4 separate regions of the Homo sapiens genome follow, and all the other regions are linked to region 4. Evidence: chromatin contacts called from ENCODE Hi-C or POLR2A ChIA-PET data. All regions are on one chromosome and are shown on one strand. Each heading gives the region's core, a stretch centred on a gene start or an enhancer-like site at or near the end of the contact. The rest is flanking DNA. Distances are from core to core; before and after follow the strand shown. Region 1 holds the start of LINC02384 (long intergenic non-protein coding RNA 2384). Region 2 has its middle 42 kb from the start of MDM1. Region 3 overlaps RAP1B (RAP1B, member of RAS oncogene family). Region 4 has its middle 31 kb from the start of LINC02421.

Evidence for each region. Hi-C counts contacts between places; a loop is a spot of excess contacts on that map. ChIA-PET counts read pairs that join two places held with the same protein, here RNA polymerase II (POLR2A). Pooled maps may share reads with other maps.
Region 1: a loop to region 4 is called in a pooled map, with 20 times the contacts of the local background. The contact joins the promoter of LINC02384 here to the enhancer-like site in region 4. A Hi-C loop is called at or near these places in 8 of 50 pooled maps. POLR2A ChIA-PET finds 5 or more read pairs at or near these places in 2 of 52 experiments (CD8-positive, alpha-beta memory T cell and endothelial cell of umbilical vein).
Region 2: a loop to region 4 is called in a pooled map, with 14 times the contacts of the local background. The contact joins two enhancer-like sites. A Hi-C loop is called at or near these places in 5 of 37 single-sample maps with no recorded cell type and 9 of 50 pooled maps. POLR2A ChIA-PET finds 5 or more read pairs at or near these places in 1 of 52 experiments (GM12878).
Region 3: a pooled map shows a loop between it and region 4 (4-fold over the local background). The contact joins two enhancer-like sites. A Hi-C loop is called at or near these places in 2 of 37 single-sample maps with no recorded cell type and 4 of 50 pooled maps.

Annotation. Positions count from the first base shown.
Region 1 is chr12:68,449,701-68,452,793 of GRCh38, reverse strand. LINC02384 (long intergenic non-protein coding RNA 2384) reads left to right here and starts at 1,310. Exons shown (of 4, transcript NR_120458.1): 1 at 1,310-1,427. RefSeq lists enhancers at 922-1,061, 1,122-1,451.
Region 2 is chr12:68,372,360-68,375,596 of GRCh38, reverse strand. No RefSeq gene overlaps it. Among named protein-coding and RNA genes, the nearest start is that of MDM1, 42 kb to the right of the region's middle. RefSeq lists an enhancer at 1,308-1,437. Within about 2 kb of position 1,641, at least 4 of the 41 ENCODE cell types and tissues checked have a DNase peak (open chromatin) inside an H3K27ac peak, as active enhancers do.
Region 3 is chr12:68,639,638-68,642,573 of GRCh38, reverse strand. All of the region lies in intron 1 of RAP1B (RAP1B, member of RAS oncogene family), which reads right to left. It also overlaps the pseudogene ATP5PDP4. Among named protein-coding and RNA genes, the nearest start is that of SNORA70G, 14 kb to the right of the region's middle. RefSeq lists an enhancer at 1,289-1,418. Within about 2 kb of position 1,298, at least 4 of the 41 ENCODE cell types and tissues checked have a DNase peak (open chromatin) inside an H3K27ac peak, as active enhancers do.
Region 4 is chr12:67,697,029-67,700,262 of GRCh38, reverse strand. No RefSeq gene overlaps it. Among named protein-coding and RNA genes, the nearest start is that of LINC02421, 31 kb to the left of the region's middle. Within about 2 kb of position 1,367, at least 7 of the 41 ENCODE cell types and tissues checked have a DNase peak (open chromatin) inside an H3K27ac peak, as active enhancers do.

The DNA.
Region 1 (3,093 bases), core at 61-2,560, 750 kb before region 4:
TTAAAATGCAGATTCTGATTCGAGGGGGGGCTAGGATGGGACCAGAGTGTCTGCATTTCTGATAAGCTCATGATCCCAGAGCTGCTGTTGGGTACCAAAGTTCTAAAGTACCTTGAGGGAGAAGCCAACTTAATAAGTGAAATAATGAAGCATTTATTACATATCTACTATATAACTTAAATGACAAAAATAGAGTAATGGAGGTTGGATATAAGGAGTATAGAATTTGATTTCTTCACAGAAGGAGCTTCCATCTGCTTTGCCACTTTTATCTGAGAGACAAAGAGAGAGAGCACACAGATTTTCCATAGATAACTATATTTTTCAAGGGAAAAAGGCAGAGAGGTATTTCTTATGTGTGTTTCCTCACACAAAAAGGCCATTTTGGGTCCCCAAATAATTTTAGAGGAGGTATTATAACTAAATAAAGGAAAAACTTGGCAGCCATTCTTGGATGCAGGGTGTAAGCCTTGCATATCTCAGAACTAGTACGAATGGTGTGCATTTGGGTGTTTCTCTGTGTGTGCAGTTTTACATGTCTGTGTATGAGCTGGAAAGTGTATTGGGCCATTGCCAGGGAATTGATTTCTTAAACATCACTAGAGAAGAGGGATATTTTCCCTGATAAAGATTAAAGCGTTAAGTTAAGGGGCAGGAATTCCTAAGGCAGCCTTGACTAGGAACTTTGCATATTACAGGCAGTCGATGTTATTTGAACGTATTCATTGAGAGAAGAGACTACTCATTATCCACTTAAAATACTTCCTGGCTGCAGCATGGTGTTGTACGGAAGCCAAAGCAATTGGCTTTGCATTTGGCCAGCTGATTTAGCAAGAAATTTCGCAAATGATGCAGTCCTTACAGATGGTGCTGTTGGGTTTTTTAGAATGTTTTAAAACACTGATGGATTTGACCATGAACTGAATTTCCAGTCTCTTAGATTCACCTCCAGCCACCCCTTGACGATCTCCAAGGCAACTGGAGACAAGGAGCAGACCTTTTCTGCAAACTTATGATGAATGATTTCCTTTAAAAACTACTCGCATAATAAAAATGTTTTGGTGTAAACTTGGCCAAGGGGAACTCTTGAAACTTTCAGTTTCTTTGCCTAACTCTGAGTTGCTTGAGTCACATTTTTGCATGGTTCTTGATTGACTTTCTGGTGCTCTGCCTGGAGGTCTTTGCTTATCTGTGAGTTGCCTGAGTCACATTTTTACATGGTTCTGGTGCTCTGCCTGCAGGTCAAGAAGGAGCCAGTATCTCCAGGAGGAGTGAGAGAGTGCTCTGCCAGTGTGAAGTGTGAATCCTTGAGAGGCTGTGGCAAGGGTCCATGCCTGAATGTGTAGAACAAGAACAGCTGGAGGCTGTGGCTTTCTCCAGGAAGAGGTTTCTAAATCTGCCTCTTAGAAGATATCAGAAAGTTAAAGGTACTGTACCATCTTCACAGGCCGAATTCTTACTCAGATCTTTACAACAGGGACTGGTCCTGATCTTTGCTGTTGATTGCTTTCTTGTTTTCTTGGTTTCTATTTGAATCGTCACCTTTTATTCGTCTTCCTTGGTGCCTTTTGGTTGTGCTTATTTCGGCTTTATGTAAGCAGCATCTCTGGATGCATAAATGAGGCAGATAAAATTCCCCAGGGTGACTGATCTGCCCTTCATCTATTTTGAGCACTGCAGAGAAGTTACCATGGCCCACAGCATAACTCAATCACTGTAAGCCAGTGAGCACATTCTGAGTTTTTTTTTTTTTAAATAACCTTTCCTGGAGGCATTTGGCATAAGCTAAGCTTAAAGGCACATGATTCAATCATTGATTATTCAAGACATGTCATACTTAGGCTTTTCTAATAACCATATTGTCACTGTCAACTAGATATTGAGCTCTGGTTTCTAATTTTGCACTGGAAGCTGTACAAAGTCTATTGTGTTCTGTGTGTGTGTGTGTGTGGCTCTGGCAATGCAGAAATGGCAACAAGGAAGTATCTAGCACCCATGAAAAGACTGAAGAACACCAATTTGCTTTCTCTCAGTCAAGCCATCTTTCTTAAGACAACCCTTGTCCTGTAGCTTGAACTGTTTAATCCTTGTATATCTTCCATCCCTTCCACCCTTAGGGAACCTCCATAAGGTGAGGACAATGTGTCTTTTTTACCACCTGCTATTGTCTAAATGTTAGTGTCCCCCTCAAATTCATATGTTGGAACTAATACCCAATGTGATAGTATGAAGAGGTGAGTCCTTTTGGGAAGTGATTAAGTCATGGATCAGTGCCTGTGTTAGTCAGGGTTCTCTAGAGGGACAGAACTAATAGGATATATATATATAAAACAAACTCATATATATATATATATATATATATATATATATATATGAGTTTGTTAAGGATATGTAATAGGATATATATATATATATAAAAAACACATTCATATATATATATAAAACACATTCATATATATATATATAAAACACATTCATATATATATATATATATATATATATATATATATATATATGAGTTTGTTAAGTAGTATTAACTTATACGATCATGAGGTCCCATACCAGGCTGTCTGCAAGCTGAGGAACGAGGAAGCCAGTCCAAGTGCCAAAGCTGAAGAACTTGGAATTCAATGTTCAAAGGCAGGAAACATCCAGCAGTGGAGAAAGATTTAGGCTGGGAGGCTAGGTCAGTCTAGCCTTTTCACATTTTTCTGCCTGCTTTATATTCTGGCCACACTGGCAGCTGATTAGATGGTGCCCACCCAGATTAAGGGTGGGTCTACCTTTCCCAGCCCACTGACTCAAATGTTAATCTCCTTTGGCAACACCCTCACAGACACACCCAGGATTAATCCTTTGCATCCTTCAATCCAATCAAATTGACACTCAGTATTAACCATCACAGTGCCCTCTTAAAAGAGGTGCCTTGCCCTTACTGCCATTTGGTAATATAACAAGAAGGCACCAGTTTTGAAGCATAGAGCAAGTCCAGACACCAAGTCTGCTGTTACCTTGATCCTAGACTTTCCACTCTCCAGAACTGTAAGCAATACATTTCTGTTATTTATAAATTACCCATTTAAGGTATTTTGT
Region 2 (3,237 bases), core at 392-2,891, 680 kb before region 4:
AAGGTGTCATCTGAAAGGTCCCTTAACCTGTCTCTCCAGGGGAAAACTTGCTATCAAAGAAAACTTGGATTATAACTTACAGAATTAAAATTTAGAAATGGTTCCTGGCAATCTCTCTTCTGTCTTCCATTCCTGGTTCTCTGAGGCCTTCTGTCCTCTATAGCAGTTCTAAGACAGAGGGTTATGTGTGAGACAGAGTGGACCCAGCAGCATGGGGAGGAGGTACCTATTTGGGTCGGTCCATTTGCATTCTGATTCACTGTGTCCTGAGTGGCTTAATGCTGTTTCCAGCCTGCTCTCTTCTCTGTAAATTCCTCCTTTCTCAGTGGTATGGGATGGATTTTTCTGCCCTCATATTCTCCTAAACCTTGCCTGATCTTTTTAAAACTGATTTTTCCGCATCCTGTTTGCCTTTAATTGAGATTTAGCCATGCCCAGGCCTGTCTGGTGACCCGAGGGGAGATTTGTGCCTGGGGCTTGGAGCTGAGAATGTGGAGAAGGCACCATGAGGCTGCTCCCCAGACCAGCCTGTGGACTAGGTTTGTGCTCAGCAGAGAGGGGTCTGCAGGCGGAAGCTGAAGGTGCTGATTTTTACAAGAAACTCCCTGAGACAAAGATTCACAAGCAACATTGCTCAGGGTAAACCCAGACATTGTTAGTTGCTTCTAGAGCTAGTGCTTACAGAGTCCTAACACTTGACCTGAACTGGCTCAGCTCGGTCTTTCCACAGTGTTAGGGGAAAGGGATACTTTCTCCACAGAAGAGAGTTTTTCTGTCCCCAGAGCTGTAGTTTGGGGGATTTCTTAAACCGCTTCCTGGGCAAGAAAACAGAATGCCTACGAAGGGCTGGGCTGAGAAGCTGCTCCAAATGGCTATTTCTGTAGCTGGGTTGCTAGAACATAAATAAGAAGCGTGTTTGTGAACACACGAGATGCCCTTGGATGCTCCCAAATACAAGCATGGGAGAAAAGATTGCAAAGGTCTCCATTTATGTGGTTGGCAGAACACATTACTGAAATGTGTGCTGTTATTTTAGCGTAAGCTCATTTGTACTCACTGGCTGGCCAGATCAGGCGAAGTTTGAGTTACATTTGTAAGTGTACATAGGTACATATGAAATCGATACTGAAAGCCCTGTTCTAGAAACAGTGATACCCAACCCAGCCAACCCAGTCACAAACACCATGGCACGCATAGGTATCTGTTTACAGGTGCCACATTTAGTATGGCTATGAGTCATCAAACCTGTAATTACTTCGCAAAGTTTCCTAAACCACTCTTGTCAGTAAATAGCAGTATGGCATGCGGCTCTACTTCTTCAAATGAGGGAGGGAGTACAGTTAGCTGAATCTTAATTCATAGATGGTCTATCTTATTTCCTAGAATGTGTAACTAGGACTTTGTCATTTTGTTTACTTCTGTATCTGCAGCGCCTAGAACAGTGCCTCCTACACAGTGGGTGCTTAATATTGGTGAATAGATAAATGAATGAATGAACGCTTGGATTTTATGTATGAGTTGGAGGCCATCTCTCTTCTCTCTTCCCACTCAGTTGCTGTTACATCTGCCAACTTCTGCTTTTACTTGAGTCCCTGGCCTATGGAAAATTACACCCTCTCAGTGTAGACTGTGGGCAGAACCTGGGACATTATAGGTCAGCACGTGGGTGTGAGTTCTTGTACAGACACAGAGGCCTCTGGCTTAGCAAGTCCCAAAGGCTCTGAGGGACTTTCAGGCAGAACACTATAAGGCTCATCTTCCTTAAACCATGTTTTTTTTTTCCCATTATGAAAATAACACATGGTCATTAAACAAAGTTTGGAAATGCTAGAAAATATGAAGGTAGAAAAACTACCCACAGTCCGCCGGGCGTGGTGGCTCACACCTGTAATCCCAGCACTTTGGGAGGCCGAGGCGGGCGGATCATGAGGTCAGGAGATCGAGACCATCCTGGCTAGTACGGTGAAACCCCGTCTCTACTACAAAAAAAAAAAATACAAAAAAATTAGCTGGGCGTGGTGGCGGGCGCCTGTAGTCCCAGCTACTCGGGAGGCTGAGGCAGGAGAATGGCGTGAACCTGGGAGGCGGAGCTTGCAGTGAGCGGAGATCTCGCCACTGCACTCCAGCCTGGGCGATAGAGCGAGACTCCGTCTCAAAAAAAAAAAAAAAAAGAAAAAAACAAAAGAAAAACTACCCACAGTCCCTTTACCCAAACACAAATCCACCCTTCTCTTTCTCCTGGATTATCACATAGCTTTAAACCTGCACCATTCTCTCCAGCCTTGCATCCAATCCAGTCACGGTGCCAGGAAGAGATCTTTCTAAAGCACAGATCTGAAAACACTTCAAAGGCTTCCTGTTGCCTTTAGTGTCCAAACTGCTCCACAGGATTGGTTCTGCTTATGTCTTCAGCTTCCTAGCCCCACCCCGACCCCCCATAATATTACGCTTGTGCCAAATGGAATTTCCCTCAATTCTTCAAACAAGCTGCACCTTCTCAGGTTCACTCTGCTTGGAAACCTCGCGACCTTTCTTGGGTCTATTCTTTCTCTCTTTTACTCTGTTTCCTTGTCTGTGTTCATCTGTTTTTTCATACATTTTCTCTTTGATTCAGCATTTAGATAGTATTTCCCCTAAAAAACTTTTCCTGACTGTCCTTCCCCTTTTCTCTACCAAATCTGAGTTTGGAGGTCCTCTTGTGTGCTTCAAAAACCCATACATTTCTCTTGTCATGTAGCTCATCATGCAGTATTTTAGTGCTTCTTTGTGACGGCATCTTTCTAACCTCAGTGCTTAGCCCAGTGCCTGGCTCATGGCACACAGCTCAATAAAGAGTGGTCAAAGAGAATTTAGATTGACCATTATTTATATTTTAAAAATATTTTCTTTATTAAAATTTGTTTTTAATTGACAAAAATGGTATTTTTTATGGTGTGCTAGAAACATCTCCTCTTAATTTTGCTTTAATCACTTTTTTTTTTTTTGAGACAGAGTCTCACTCTGTCGCCCAGGCTGGAGTGCAGTGGCGTGATCCCAGATCACTGCAACCTCTGCCTCCAGGGATAAGCAATTCTCCTGCCTCAGCCTCCCGAGTAGCTGGGATTACAGGCAAGTACCACCACGCCTGGCTAATTTTTGTATTTTTAGTACAGACTGGGTTTCACCATGTTGGCCAGGCTTGTCTCGGAACTCCTGACCTCAGCTGATCCACCCGCCTCAGTCTCCCAAAGTGCTAGA
Region 3 (2,936 bases), core at 49-2,548, 940 kb before region 4:
ACCAAATTAGACGAGAAAAAGTATCCTTATTGGCCTCACCAACTAATCGAGAATTTATAAAATTGAGTCCAGGAGGAAGTTCTGGCCCTTGTATTACACATTCTGGACATTAAAAATAATAATTATACAGTAGACCAATAGCACCATAATTTTAGGCACAGTAAATTAGCCAATATCTCTCATTGCTAACTCAGTTTCATTTAACTTCTTGTGTTGCCTTTAACAACTTTTTTTTTAATATCATTCTCGCTTGAATTTCCAGTATAAGTGACAAGATTTTCTTCATTTACATGTGCTCTCTTTATGGTATTCCTTATAAACAAGAGCATTTATTTGTAAAAACTGGATGCAGTTTGAAACTATCTGTACAGTTAAGAATTGCTAGTTAACAATAATATGCCTATGTATGAGTTAATCTGCAAATGTAGTACATTTGTATTCATCTTTAGTCTATGAATTAACCAATTATACCAACTAATGAGGGACTCCTGGATCTTCATTTTACTCAACGCGTTAAACAGAAAAGACTGTAGCATATATGCGAAATGAACTTAATGTTATCAACAGTGCAACTATACGATACTTCATCAGCCAAAAGGTGCAATTTCTACATCATGTAGGCACATACACAATTATAAACTTTATGCATGATTCACACTGCCTCTCCAACACAATCTAAGATTACAGATGAAGAAAATCAATTAAATTTCTAAAGAAAGCTATCAAAATACTAAAAATTCCACTACTGTTCAAAGTATTTTCTACACTGTTTTTTTTTTTTACCTTTGATTCAGAGGAACTGTGGAATGCATCGATTTTTTCAAATGCATAAGTATTTCTTCTATTTATCTTTGAATATATTTTTTGGGTAGTTTTTAGTATTAGGTCATTTACATTTAAAGATTCCTAATTTGAGTTCCTTATATAATCACCTAAAATTTGCGTGACTGCAACTAACCTGATTGATGAAAGTAACTGACAGCTTTTACACTTGGCTATTTACTTCTTGCAAAATATCTACTACCTTACTCATTTGTTTAAAAGTAGTTTATTATTACTTCTACAACTTTTTCCATTTACTCTACAGACCGTAGTTTTATTTGCATTGGTTCTTTTTTATCAATTTAAAAAGCTGTTTAATTCTAGTTTCAGAGCAAACCACAGCAAAGACATGGAAAGACAAGAAAACAAAACCTCCTTTGGCATTGTCGAGAGTCCGGTTTCAGTGGCTGCTTCATAACTGTTTGAAATGAAAGTGGAAGAAGGGGGTGGTGGCTCATGCCTATAATGCCAGCACTCTGGCAGACAGAGACAAGCAGACTGCTTTAACTCAGGAGGAGTTCAAGACCAGCCCGGGCAACATGGTGAAACCCCGTCTCTACAAAAAATATGAAAATTAGCCAAGTGTAGTGGCACACACCTGTAGTCCCAGCTACTTGAGAGGCTGAGGTGGGAGCATCACTCGAGCCCAGGAGTCGAGGCTGCAGTGACCCATGTTTGTGCCACTGCACTCCAGCCTGGGTGACAAGTGAGACCCTGTCTCAAAAACAAAACGAAACAAAAAACATATTCTACATTAAGTTCAGTAAATTTATCTAAGATAATTATTTCATTAACCGGAGATTATTAACTAGTATTTTCACAAAACAATAATGAATGCTATAATAATTCTGAGTTAACAGAAAATCCTGAAGACATGAATCAAAGAAAATAAAAACTGGTCTTATGGGGTAGCTTTTTTTTTGTCTAAATGTGTTCACTATATTACACATCAAAATGCAAATAACTGATTTAATTATCCAACATTCTGGATTGCCTATAACATTCTTCCTAAGATTCAACTGTAGATATTACTGATCCAAATTATGAACAAGAATTATTCTAAAAAATCACTGAGGAAACTAAAAAGCGTAACAAAATGACAAATTTATGTATTAAAAAGAAAATTCTTGTTTATTTGATGCTGAGATTTATTGAGGACATACTCCATCAACCCAAGAACTGTGCTGGTCAGAAAAGAAAATCTAAGAAATGACACCTTCCATTAACACTACTATAATACAGCAATCAATATTTGACATCAATAAATATATAATGAGTACCTAATATATGTTAGGCACTATTCTAGGCAGTGGGAATATAAAGCAGTGAAAGAAAGACCCTGTCCTCAGAATTTATAATCTGGAGTAAAGGGTATAGAGGGGGAAACAAAGTCAGTATAAAGTGTCAGCTGTGATAAGCAGTATGGAGAAAAAAAAAAGAGATAAGAATGGATGGTTTTATATGGGGTGGTTATGAAGAACTTCTATTAAGGTGAAATTACTATATAGCTCAGTACACAAAGAGTCCTGTCAATGGATTGATATTAAATTTTGTTTTTAACAAAAGACTACCATTAGGCTTTGTCCTGTTGAGCATTTAAAAAATCATCTTTGGGCCGGGCATGGTGGCTCATGCCTGTAATCCCAGCACTCTGGGAGGCTGAGGTGGGTGGATCACGAGGTCAGGAGATGGAGACCATCCTGACCAACATGGTGAAACCCCATCTCTACTAAAAATACAAAAATTAGCCGGTTGTGGTGGTGCATGCCTGTAATCCCAGCTACTCAGGAGGCTGAGGCAGGAGAATCGCTTGAACCCAGGAGGCAGAGGCTACAGTGAGCTGAGATTGTGCCACTGCACTCCAGCCTAGCACAGAGCAGGACTCAGTCTCCCAAAAAAAAAAAAAAATCTTTGGTGGGGTGACATGCTAATTAGTTTGTGGCTGAAGTTAAATTTGGATTTGGGAGTCAATCCAGCCCCTTCCTCTGCAAAAAGGGGCATAAATGGGATTTCTGGAGAAGTCTAAATGTAGTTGGTCTTATGAGGTGCTGTTTTTCAATATGTACAAAATGCCCTTTGGTGAGTTCCTGTGCCAGCTCTTTAGAGGAGGATAT
Region 4 (3,234 bases), core at 118-2,617:
TTTACATTGTGCAGAACAATGTATGTATCCAATATCTTTCCCACCCATGAGTACAGAACCACACCTGGTTTGTTCACTACAATATCAGCATTCCCCGAACAGTGTCTAACACACATTGTTGCTTGTTGAATGGAAGATTAATGACTTTTTAAGAGAATTTCCTTAATACAGCTGATTTTTTTTTGTCCTCATCAGTGGAGCTATATTTACCCGTTTTATCAGATATCTTTTGATATTGCAAGGCAGTTGTTTCAGGTAGACCAGCTTGCAGACAGGAGAGCTGAGAGCAAAATGCAGTGAGGGAGATGGAAATTAAGCTCCCTGAGGTCAAGAACTTTTATACTGCTTGCTCACAGTGCAAGGTGGTGCTGTTCAGATAACTTTATGTGGGTAAGTCATTTAATCCTCATAACAACTAATGAAGCACCTCACAAATGAGCTAACTGATGAGAAAATTAAGGCTTAGAGAAGTTTTATAACTCAAGTAGGGAATAACACTGCCAGGATTTAAACCCTAAGTATGAGTTTAACTATGGTACTATCTTCTTACCTCTGCACATAGTATGCACTTGAAAAATATTTGTGTAAGAGTACATAATGGACCTCTCCATCATACCTTGTGTTTCTCCTCCCCACTTCCCCACACAGGCATAATTGTGTACTTACGATCTGGTCTCAGTGGTGGCAGTGGGTGGGGGGAGCTGGGAGAAGGAGGGCAAGGGAGCCTTTTAGCCCAGCCTCCTAGTTTAGACAGGGTCGCAGACATGGACATTTGACATCATCCCCAAGTGAGATTATATGTGCAGTAACTTTCACTCGTCTGACTGGAGGGAGTTGTCCCTCACACAACCTTAAACTTGGGTCCCACTGCCTATAGTATACCCTGTAGAAATGCTTCTTTATGTTGAAATCTTTTGAAAAGCAAAATAATTACATTGCACTTACTTAAATGCATGTGTTAAGACTACTAATTTCTTAAACATAAACATTAAAAAGTATACCACAGTGTTTGTAAGTCTGTCTTGGCATTTCTTCACTTTCTAACACATCATGAGTATTAAAAATAAAAAAACGGAAGTGGCTCAGGCACTTCTACTTCAGAGAGACCCTGACTAATGCCTAAGAAGTTGGTTTCTGTGTGCACGGCAGGATTTTATCTCATGCCAACCAGGGGTGTAACTACTGCTACATGGGGAGACACAAAAAGCCCTTGGGCTAATGTGAATCAGTGAAACCCACAGAAAACTGAAAGCCTCATTCAATTTCAACTCTTTACCATGCAAGGCTTATTGCTAGGGTGGCTTTAAATAGTCACAGAAATGCTTGATTTTACTTTCACTTCCTTCCTTCCCCATCTCAAACCTCTGTAGAGGTTCTTAGGAGGTTTCGATGACTAAATCAGATGATAACAGCAACATCTTTCACTTAGACAGACTTTACAGAACCTTTCGGTTTGGTCTCCTTTGGTCCCCTCAAAAGCCCAGGCAACAGCAATGACTACTGTTGTTTGATAGTCCTGCTGACTAACAACCCCTTCTCTACCCCAAAAAATGTGGGAGTGACTTTTCCTTTCATTACAGAATACTAAACAGCCAAGAATGGATCTCATTCCCCGTGATGGGGAGAAGAAAAGCAATACAGTCCAAAGGCTGAGAACCTTAGTATTGCCTTAAAAGTGCTTTGCTTATTGATGCCTTCACCTTCAATTATATGGAAAATTTTTTAATGCAGTTTAACAATTTTACTGTTTTCATCTACTGAAAAAAAATCAATCCAACACTTCTTTCAACATGCACTATAAGCTTGTGAAACTGTCCATGTGAACGAGGTGAAGGAATCAATTTTTATTTATTGAAGAAACCAAAAGTGGGGTAGGGGTGGGAAGGAATACATTTGGCAGAGGATGAAGCCATGTTACTTCAAAAGGGGAAAAAAAGAATATAACATAAAAGGGAAAATATTTCAAATTTGTAAGGAAAAATTGTTTTCACCAGAAAAATTTCCTCATGCTCTCATTTTTGTTTGGCTTTGTCTACTCATGGCATTCCAAGCAATCTGTCTCTTAGCACCACAGCTGTGAAATATATGCACTTACGGAGACTTCCCGGTTAGCCTCTTCACATTTCACTGGGTTTCATTGTGTGCAATGTCTTGCCATTGACTCTCACACTGTGCTGTGTATACTGTTTCATAATTCTGTTTTACAGAATAGCATTTTCATCTAATAGAAGTTAACATAATAAGGGAAATGGTGACAATAATATATGGTCACTAAACCATATTGCCATTTTGGAACAGTTTATTATGTACACTATGATCCATGTTATTCTAAAAGAATGGATGCATTCATGAGTAAACATAAGTACAGACTTTATAACAGAAATTTGCCTCTACTAGATTAGGAGTTGGCAAACTTCTTTGTCAAGGGCTAGAGAGCAAATATCTTAAGCTTTGTGGGCTATGCTGTCTCTATCTCAACTACTCAACTCTGCCATAGCAGGGAAGGCACCCAGAGACAGTACACAATATATGTAGACAGTAGACAGTGGACAATATGCAATGAATGACTGTGGTTATCCTAAACTTTATTTACAAAAACACACGGCAGTCGTGTTTGTGACACAGAGATGTAGTTTCCTGACCTCTGATCTAGAAGATAGGTATGTTTGCAACCACAACACAAAGGCTGCCCTGAGACTCTAAGCACTAAACATCTGTTTGGCAATTTACCTGAAAAGTTGTGGTTTTTTTTTTTTTAAGTTAAAATTAAAATGACTTTTCTCCTGAGAAAATATTTAAAAGAGTAGGTTTTGGCAAGTAAGTTGAAGGACACACTAGTTATTTTTCTACATCACAATAAAATTAACATAAAACAGGTCATTGGAAATAAAAGAATTTTTTTTATACATTGAATACACTGCCAATGCCTGGATGAGCCTTGAGCATCACAGATCTTTGGCTTAAAGCTTTGCCCATGTCCAGAGTCTCCCTCACAGGAAATCGATTGTAGAAGGTCAAGTTCATGTGTTTCCAGACTCACCTCCTCCTTTAATCTTGGTGCCATCGTTGGCCAGTGTACTGACTATTATTAAGGCAAAGCCAAGACTTGTAGAGATTCTGTATGATTTTTCAAGACATTGAAAAATGATTTAATTTTCAATTTGAGGTTGATGGTGATAGTCCTTTCCTTAATTTGGGAGTCTTCCTGATGTTTTAACAGACATTTCCCAGTCA